Linked DNA regions of Mus musculus: region 2 is linked to region 1. Evidence: chromatin loops called from intact Hi-C (ENCODE). Cell type or tissue: gastrocnemius. All regions are shown on one strand.

The links. A loop is a pair of places that touch in the nucleus more often than their neighbours do. Peaks named below come from ENCODE experiments on the same cell type or tissue, not always from the same donor. Only the 100,000 strongest peaks of a DNase experiment are listed, where the experiment ranks them.
Region 2: it touches region 1 in a loop (2.3-fold over the local background); 2 of 42 quality-filtered maps call a loop at or near these places.

The regions. Positions count from the first base shown.
Region 1 is chr6:32,896,253-32,901,252 of GRCm38, forward strand. All of the region lies in intron 4 of Chchd3 (coiled-coil-helix-coiled-coil-helix domain containing 3), which reads right to left. Among named protein-coding and RNA genes, the nearest start is that of Chchd3, 160 kb to the right of the region's middle. In gastrocnemius, no CTCF peak of the experiment used is centred here; a DNase peak (open chromatin) is centred at 3,056.
Region 2 is chr6:32,804,887-32,809,886 of GRCm38, forward strand. All of the region lies in intron 6 of Chchd3 (coiled-coil-helix-coiled-coil-helix domain containing 3), which reads right to left. Among named protein-coding and RNA genes, the nearest start is that of Gm32007, 150 kb to the left of the region's middle. In gastrocnemius, no CTCF peak of the experiment used is centred here; no DNase peak of the experiment used is centred here.

The DNA of each region.
Region 1 (5,000 bases):
CACAACTCTCCCCAACTGCACACACAATCGATATCTTGATATCCACTGGGGAGAATAACTAAGAAAGAAACATGGCCACAACACTTCAGTGGCACATCGCTTTCAAACAGTTAATGGGATGCTGGGAGGAAAAGTCACACGATATGAATCCTGAAACTTAAATAAGCTGAGAATACATTGGCTAAGCTAATGGCTATTGAGAATGGAAAGTCACACTTAGCTTAAGAGAAAGCAGTAAACTGACTGCAAAGAAATAAAAGTTCAGACACAGAGTCATTGTAAATGAACAAATATAAACAAAGAGGATTACAACATTATTTGCTGTTAAGGTAGGATCATTTCTTGAGGGAAAGATAAATATAAAGTCTTTCCCCATGAATGCTTGCTATTCCTATAAGAAATCTATACTATTAGCTCCCAGATTGTGCTAGGTGTGGTACAACATGATTGGGTTGAAAACATGACAGAATATGCTAACGTGGATCATTATGGAAATCTAGTCTCCCATAATCAAGAGAATCAAAGAAAATAAGGAAATCAAGTCTTATGAACCCCAAGCAAATGCTTTGATGTTTAACTCAGTGTTGGCCATTAAATATTAGCATGAACTCACCTCTTAATAGATTTGTCTCTTTTCAGACAAAGTTTGAAGATGCTTCACAACAAAAAAATACACTAAAGTAAATACAAGAGGATGCGGGGACATGGGGAAGACACACTATGCTGATAGGAACTTTACCTTTCCACGAATATTCTTTGGAAAATCCTCATGGCTCAAAGTTTTTGGCATTGCTGTGCCCTCTGGTTCAGGGATGGCACAAAATGATGGCACTAGGAACTCAGTGATGTCACAATGACTTAGTCACAGTATGGCCTTGTGAAAGTCTTTGAATGCCAGGGCTGGAATTGAAAACTCACTGCAGAAAGCAAAGCAGGTACCTGCTCAGTGTTCTTAAGATGATCCCCTAAGAGCAGACATCATAGAGCTAAGAAAAGGCAGCCTTCTTAAAGAGTTCTCAACAGGTACACCTAGCACTACATTTTCTTCTATTGTTAAGTCCTCGATCCTTCTGAAATACAGACATAATGAGCTGGGAGTCACAAGGACAGGGATAATATGTGCCAGGCAGGTCTATCTGTCCTCACAATTCATGTAAAAAGATAAGCAACTAAGAGCAGCAATGGAGTTATTCATTGTCAAAATTATGAACGAAGCATAATATGTATAATCTCAATAAAATTATAGGAGAAAAACAAATACCAAAGGGTATGGCTTAGCACACACTTCAAGACTGCACCAGAAGTTACAGAGGATCATCAGGGAATAACAGAAATGTGCCAGAGTAAACACTGGAATCCTGTCAAAAATGGGAAATTACCCAGCATTCTCTGGGCCTCTGGTAAGAGGATTGAAGGCTAATGCCCACTATTAACCTGACTAGAGAGAACGGTACAAGAGACTAGCAAAGAACACCTCTCTGTTTCTACACATTCATTTACAGAGACGATTATGTGAGGAATGACCTGGCCTGAACATTCAGGGTCTAGGTGGAATAAGAGTTGAGAAAAAAGGGACACAACAGAGGCACAACTGTGATGGATTGAAATCACTGAAGTGTGAGCCAAAATATGTCTACCCTTTTTCAGGCTGTTCAGACAGCGATGTTCACTTCATACATTTCTACTTCTCTCCTCAGCTCAGTTTCCAGAGCATGGTACTTAACAAAATAAAAGTTATAATTTATGGGCATTTCTTTAGTGGTTTTTTGTTTTTGTTTTTGTTTGTTTGTTTTTTGAGACAGGGTTTCTCTGTGTAGCCCTGGCTGTCCTGGAACTCACTCAGCCCATGCTGGCCTCGAACTCAGAAATTCGCCTGCCTCTGCCTCCCAAGTGCTAGGATTAAAGGCGTGCACCCCCATGCCCGGCATTAGTGTTTTGTTTTTTTTAATTGGGAGGGGGATTAACCTATTCATCTCTCTTGTTTTTGGTTTAATTTTATATTCAAAACTTATTGTTATTACCACTTGGTTAAAAAAAAAACTTTCATAACATTTTACCGTGGTTCTTTTAATCTTTGTCTTCATTTGCATGTTTTTTTCCTCACACACCTTGCCTGTCCTTTAACTCTCAACTCTCTGGGGCAAGAATGAGGCAAGACATTTCTCCTCCTCTGTCTACATCCTTGACTCAACCAAAGTCAATACTTCCCACAAAAGCAGCATCCAGGATCCAGTGGCCACTACACTGAAAGGTATATACAAAGTCACGGCATATCATGTGGATCTGTTACTCAGGCTAAAGACAAAACAAGGTAGTGCCAATATCTTGCAATTAAGAATGAAAACAAATCTTCCTAATAGGAGCCCAAAGTTAAATGGACGCTTCTGCAAAGAATGTCATTCAGCCATGTCTTGATCACAGTAACACTGCACAATGGCTGGTAGGAGTGGGACTTTATTAGTGCACACACCGATTAATTACATACTAAATGTGAGATACAGCTTCCTTATTTGTAACACTTTATTTTTAGTTTATGTGTATGTATGCGTGCATGTGCACCTGTGTGCAAGTGTCAGGAGAGTGTTTGGTGCTCTGGAGCAGGAGCAACCGGTGATTGTTGGGTCACGTGACTTAAATGCTGGGATTCAAACTCCAGTCCTCTACAAGAGCACTATTAACTGTTGAGCCACCTCTCCAGCCCACAGTTGGGGTTCTTAGTAAATGAAAGTTGTCAAGTATTTGAAAGTAGGCTACAATATTATATAAAGAATCTCCCTTCAGTGTTAACATGCTATGTGCCTTCAACAGTGCCTACAGCTCAGGGATGGCAGCAATGGTATATCAGAACCTGTTTAAGCCAGTCTTGTATCAAGTCAGTGACTGACGACAGAGATCCTTACTTGGGACACTTCTGACATGTGGACCAAGTGACTCACTGCTCTGGAAGCTATCCTGAGCATCACAGTATATGCAGCAGCATCTCTGACTCTGACCTACATAGCCCAAAAGGATCATGGCCAAATTTCTCTCCAGCCATGGCCGAATGTCCCCTGTTGAGAACGGCTGTTCTACAGATTGGTAGTTGCTTGAGCTCAATGATCAGCAGCTCTTTCCCCCTGGGGAACCATTTCAGCAAAGAACAGCAAATCGGGACATCACTGATTTCACAAAATGGGTTCTATGAATAACACTGTTCCTGCCTGCTAGTAAGTATCCATATGTATTGGAAAATTGAACAGAGAACTAGCTGTACCATAACCTCACAGCAGGGCTGACCTGCAAAGACAGTGCACAGAATTGTTGAGAATGGCCACATATGTGGGATGGAATGAATCCTATCCCAGTCAGAGAGCAAGCTAGACATTTTGATCCATTATGTCTAAGCTAGAAGAATTAAAGAGATACATAAGCACACTCCTGTGATTCCATGTAAAACAAGACTCCAAGCCTCCATCACATATAAGATTCTAAAGCCTGTGACCTCATGTTTGATTCGGGTAGGACTGATATTTGGCCGACATATGTTGGAACTGGTTTAAGCTTGTTCTGTTTGGGCAGTGTTGTCTATGCCAGGCTCCCTGATAAAAATTTTACAAGTCACACTTGAGAACAAAGCATAGTGTGCTTCCACCAAAACTTGCAAATTTCATGTTACAGAGTAGTAAGAAATCTCCACATGGAGCTCAAAGAACAGCCTCAAGAGTCCAGGCTGTACAGTTAGAGGTTTGTTCTCAACACCCACTTAAAACAAGAAAACGACTGCAGTTCCCAGTGTCTAAGAAAGACCAGATAAACGCTGAATCAAAATGGACTCAGCTGGCCGGGCATGGTGGCACACGCCTTTAATCCCAGCACTTGGGAGGCAGAGGCAGGTGAATCTCTGAGCTGGAGGCCAGCCTGGTCTACAGAGGGAGTTTCAGGACGGCCAGGGATACACAGAGAAACCCTGTCTCGAACCCCCCATACCCCCCCAAAAAAAAGGACTCATCTGAGCAGTGATGCCACACACCTTTAATCTCAGCACTTGTGAGACAGAGGCAAGTGGATCTTCTGAGCTCGAGACCAGCCTGGTCTACAGAGTGAGTTCTGAGACAGCCAGGGCTACAGAGAAACCCTGTCTCAAAAAACTAAACCAAACCAGAATAAACCAAAACAACAACAACAGTAAAAAGAAAAAAACAAAAACCAAGAGTTGAAATTGACTGCTAGCGCTTCAGGACTTGCGCTTATTCTCTAGCTCTTGCTACTACATGCTTATGAAAGTCATGGGTGGAAAATGAACACATAACATGTCTAAAAGACCACAGTGAACCAAATTCAGAAGCTAAAGGCAGGAACCGAGAGTTCTAGCTTAGTAACAACCCCCCTCCCCCCAATCTCTTGCAGAGTAATTAATGCAACACTAAAAAACTTGAAAGATGTACATTAGCTGAAAGAGGACAGCACAGTAAAGGACAGAGTAAAGAAGCTAATACATAACTGTCCGGGCTTGCAGCAGTAAGGGACACTCATCACCACATGCAGCCACAGCAGAGATCCGTGCTATCACATTAACCGTTTCCAGCACATGGAAAAGCAGGCGGCTCTTAACTAAACTAGAGCTGAGGTGGCGCAGAGTGTGAAGAAGCCTCAAGCATCTGGTGCTGTGTGAATTAGGTGCAATTATACCGAAATGCATCTATTTCTTATTCCACGGTGAAGAATAAATGTCTATTCCCAGGCATTTGTTTATAATCTTGTTTTTCCACGAACATTACCAAGCTCAGATTCTCTGAAAGAGAAGAAAACTAAACTGTACTATCTGGGCCAAGGCATTCAGTGTGACTGATCTGACAAATAAATTGGACAACAACACAGAAACAATTACTATAAGACTACTGAATTCTTTTTCTCTGGATGAACTTGCATTTGTTCCATTTAAATTTAGATTTAATGTTCACACTATGGAGAACAATTGGCTAGTCAACTGTTCTTGCAATCTGTTTTAAAGATGAAGCTGG
Region 2 (5,000 bases), 91 kb before region 1:
TTGTATTTACAACGCTCAGATTTTAGTAGAATTTCTCTCCATGAGAATGGCATGCCAAACATAAATGTTTCCACACAATTTATAATACACATTTGAAAATAATAAGTCAAATAAATTACACACAGAAAATATTCTTGTTTGTATGGCAGCAGAACTCAAGGTACAAAGACTAACCACAGAGAGAGGAAATATGCAAAACAATCATTAATATATGAATTTGTATATTTAAAAAAATTAGTTTGTTTAATAAAAAAATGCTTCCAATCTTATCAGTTCTGTCTCTGAAATTTAAATTTGGTATTTCCATATAGTCCTGAGGTAGCATTATTTTAAGTTTAATGGGTTCTAAAAACAAAAGCCTCAGAGAACATGGGGGAATATTTCCCATCAATAAGCAGACCCTTGGGTGACAGTTTGTCTCCTCATTACTTAACCCAACACGATAAACTAATATATATTTTGCTGGAGTGGAAATGCAAACCACATGACTGTCCCTGGGGCAATCTTCCCACTACCCCAGAAAGAAAGCAGACATACAGAGAAAAAGATTGATTCTACACAACACTGTTTCTACTTTTTCATTCATTATTTTACTTCTTTGTCTAATACCTGAGAGCAGAATTTAAATCCAATGCCAGGGGTTTCAATTCTTTTAAGCCTTTGACGCTCTGGATGTCTGTGGATTTTTCTGGACCTGAGCTTCCCTAATCCCCAATAAATGAACATCAGCTTCAAAAAGGAGTCAGCTATGCTTTCAGAAACACAGCCCCAGAAAACCACTGACCAACAGACGACAGCAAGACTCGTGTCTGGGTAAATGTTGAATAAAATATGATTAAGCATGAGTGCAGCTGAATGCAACAAATCCATGGCTGATACTGCTAATGATTCACACAGGAGAGCTGAGCTATTGAGCTTCTGTCCCAGTGCCGATAGCTGACCAAGTCTCTATCACATCTAGGTCTAGATAGAGGCAGAGGAAAGGTAGAGGGGAGACAAAAGCAGGCCTAAGCAGACCCAAGGTCTTCCTTTACTAGTAACATGCAGGCAGCATGCATGTATCTCTCTCTCTCTCTCTCTCTCTCTCTCTCTCTCTCTCTCACACACACACACACACATGCGCACGCTCGTGTGTACACACATGTATATGCACACACACATATGTGCATATATTTTTCTCAAGATTATTGGAATAGGAAACTCATTAATGCCTCTCCCTCTTTAGAAAGCAGCAGTGCAAGTCACACACAAGCACTGACCCTGAGCTAAGACCTCAGTCATAAAGGTTCAAGTCCTCAAGTTATTTATGGTTTGAAGTGTATCAAAATATACTTTTATCACCACAAATCAATACTAGTACTCGCTTTCAAGCCCTTGATTTCCTGTCTGGCAGTCTGTTCTCTCTGTGTGGCCATCATCTGAAATCCTTTTTGTATACATTTTAACCCATATTGATGACTAGATGCAGAGAGGGGGAAAGAACAGTGAATAATTGGGCCCCAGCTCCTCTGTAGACTCGGGTCCATTTCTCCTGGATTCATCTGAACGGTGCAGATCTGCCTTTGTATTGATCTGCAGGGCAAGTTACGATGGCCTAATGCACTGTTTTCACTCTGGAAGATGCTAAATGAGATTACTATCCAACATTAGAAGGCCATAAAGCACAAGCCCTGGCACCTTCCATTCAGGAAAAGGGCTTCAAAGACATCTCTCCAATATGCATTGTGAGCAGCCCTTCATATAATCATAGAATCAGCAATTGACTTTTATGACTGCTTTCATGCCTACTGAAGGAAAATGCCTCTATTAGGCAAAAATAAGAAAAGGCAGAATTCCAAGATATTTAGGTGAGAAAATGCTATCTTAGTTGAAAAGGACATTTAAACAATTGAATTTTACTGGATTTAAGAAAGATTGAATGAAAGGATGAATGACAAGATAAAGAGCAAGTTGAGCACAGAGCTGGAAAACACAGGACAGTGATAATGGAGACCATTATCCAAAACCAGTTGAGCCAGAAGGAACTGTTAGAACAAAGTCAACCTCTGAAAATAGACATTTATAAAAAACAATAACAAAACATTTTTTTTTTTTTGGCTTATGGAAATCATTGGGAACTTTTCACTGAATTCACCCGCTTTTTCTACTTCTTTTAATTTTTTTTCCTTGTTTGTTTGCTTTGAGAGAGGGTCTCTCAGGTTGTTCTGAAACTCACTTATGCAGACCATTCTGACAGACATCCAACTGCTTGTCTCTTGAGTGCTGGAATTAAAGTCATGAGCCACTATACCTGGCCATCTTGTTTACCCTTCAGTCCTTCCTTTCCCAAGCACAAGCTGCTCCTCAAGTGACCTCCAGCCCCATCCATAACCTTAGAGCATGGCCAAGGGGCTGGGGGCGGGACACAGCATAACCTTAGTGCATGGCCAAGGGGCTGGGGGCGGGACACAGCATAACCTTAGTGCATGGCCAAGGGGCTGGAGGCGGGACACAGCATAACCTTAGTGCATGGCCAAGGGGCTGGAGGCGGGACACAGCATAACCTTAGTGCATGGCCAAGGGGCTGGGGGCGGGACACAGCATAACCTTAGTGCATGGCCAAGGGGCTGGGGGCGGGACACAGCATAACCTTAGTGCATGGCCAAGGGGCTGGGGGCGGGACACAGGGCAGAGCCAGAGTCCCAAATATGAGACCCAAGAACAAAACCACAAGAGAACACTTTTTTTTTTTTTCTGTGACTTCAGGAGCTAGCAAGACTTCCCCTCCCTTTTTAGGTGATGCTTAATGGCAATATTAGAAAGCATTTAGGACAATATACTCACAATGTTTACTTATTACACTTACAACAAGCCCTTAATTGATCCCTTGGAAAAAAAAAGACCAGAAAGAGATACAGGCTGTTTCTAATTTTCCCAAGGCTTCCCACCACCTGGTGATGGACATGAAATATCACTACCAAGTCAGATTATTTCCTTAGGAGACTTTTGTGAAGGATGAATGAATTGGTCAAAGGGGGGGGGAAACACTGGGTGAAGCTGAGGCTTAAGCAGTTCTGAGAAGCCCCTCACACACAGTGACCCTCGGTTACCAGCTTGACGGCCATCTGTGGCCTCCCTGATGCCTCTCCCACTTTCATGTTTTACAATCTTCTTTGATGTGAGTCAGGACTTTACATTTCCACGCAATTACTTATCCATCTTTTTAGTTCTGCTAATATAAATGGCACATACAATATGGTAACTTCAGAGAAAGAACTATACGGAGATAGTTCAGAAGAAGTCATGTGGTGACAGCCAGCAGTCAGAATTCTCTCAGCTCTGGGGAACACAAAAGTCATTCATTGTGAGTGCAGATACAAAGAGGCTCCTTTCCTTGTGTGTTAACCAGAGGTACCCTATGAGAGCGCTACAGACATTGATGAAATACTACTGGGGATACGCAGGGAGAAAATATGAATTAATGAGATGCCTGATGCTAAAGAGAAAACTGTTTTCTTAATAGGATCCTACAACGCATCTTTCATGAGGTCAGACAATTCATGTAACATGGTTGTGGAACGAAACCTCTTATTCTTAAGGTACAGCCCAAAAGCTATCATTAAATTATACCAAACTGTTCTTTAGATGTTAGCCCAGTGGCCAGCAGGGCTGATTTTTTTTCAAAATGCAACCCTAAGTCCATGTCCACTGCCAATACTTAAATGATGTAAGTTACTATTGCTTACCACTCATAATAAAGTAACTATAAAATGCAATGCAAAGAAAGGATTTAAAATGCAGTCACTGTTTGCTAAACTGTCATTGTCCTTTACCTTACACGTTAGTGTCCTGATATTAATTTTCACAATAAAATGTAAACTATCTTTTCCTAATAGCGCAAGATCTGAAAAACAAACTTAATTTCAAGCATTTCTGGCTTGAACTGCTAACATCTTATTAATGATGCCTCTATTTGAGCTGTACTCAAATTTCCATCATTACATATTAGAGGCCAAATGCCGCTTACAGGTGCCTGCTTTGTTTTCCATTTGTTTTCACACACAGCTGTGATGTAATGTGCTAAAAACTAACAATGCAAGATGCCTTCACCACCACCTATCACCAGCACAAGGTTAACTTCTAGGCTGCTGTCTATCATCACAACACAAAAATAGCCAAGAGCCTCTGCCAGCATAAGGGAAGGGGCATGGATCCCAACAATACATGGTTTGGCACTTAACTTCAGTGGTTCTCAACTTTCCTAATGCTGTGACCCTTTAATACATAATTCCTCATGTTATGGTGATTCACCAACCATAAACTAATTTTTGTTGCTATGTCATAGCTGTAATTTTACTACGGTTATAAATCATAATGTAAATTATTGTGGAGACAAAGGTTTGCCAAGTGGGTTGAGACCCATATTTGAGAACTACTGACTTAGCTCAATGGAGCAGTCAATGTGACAGGCAGACCACCACTCATAATGAGTACACACAATTTTCCCAACAGAGTCAGCCTGGGTGTCGTAAGAGAAACAACCCAGAATAGATGTACACAGAAGAGAGACAGTATTTCACATCTGGGGATTTAGAGAATATTTTGGGGGGAAAAATGTATCTGACTAAGCAAAGTGTTGGTACTCATAATTCCAGCAGTTGGGAGGCTGGGGGTGGAAGGACTTGAGTTTGAGGTCAGCCAGGGCTATGGAGACTCTGTCTCAGAAACAAAAGACAACCCTGCACTGAAGAGTCTTTCTGGCTAATCAGTACTCATACAGTATCAGTGACTGGATAGTGCAACCAGTCCAAAGCGACTGAAAGTCTCAGGAGGAATGTGCACATCACATGCAAATACCAAGTCAGTTTACGTGAGACACTTGTTATCTGAGGACACTGGTATGTGTCTGCGTCTGGAACCAGTCCCCTAGGGACCCAGAGGAATAAAAGCCGACTTACATAGAATTCTGTTCTGTAAACCTAGGGTTTGAAAGTCCAGCATCTAGCTAATCTGCTGATTTA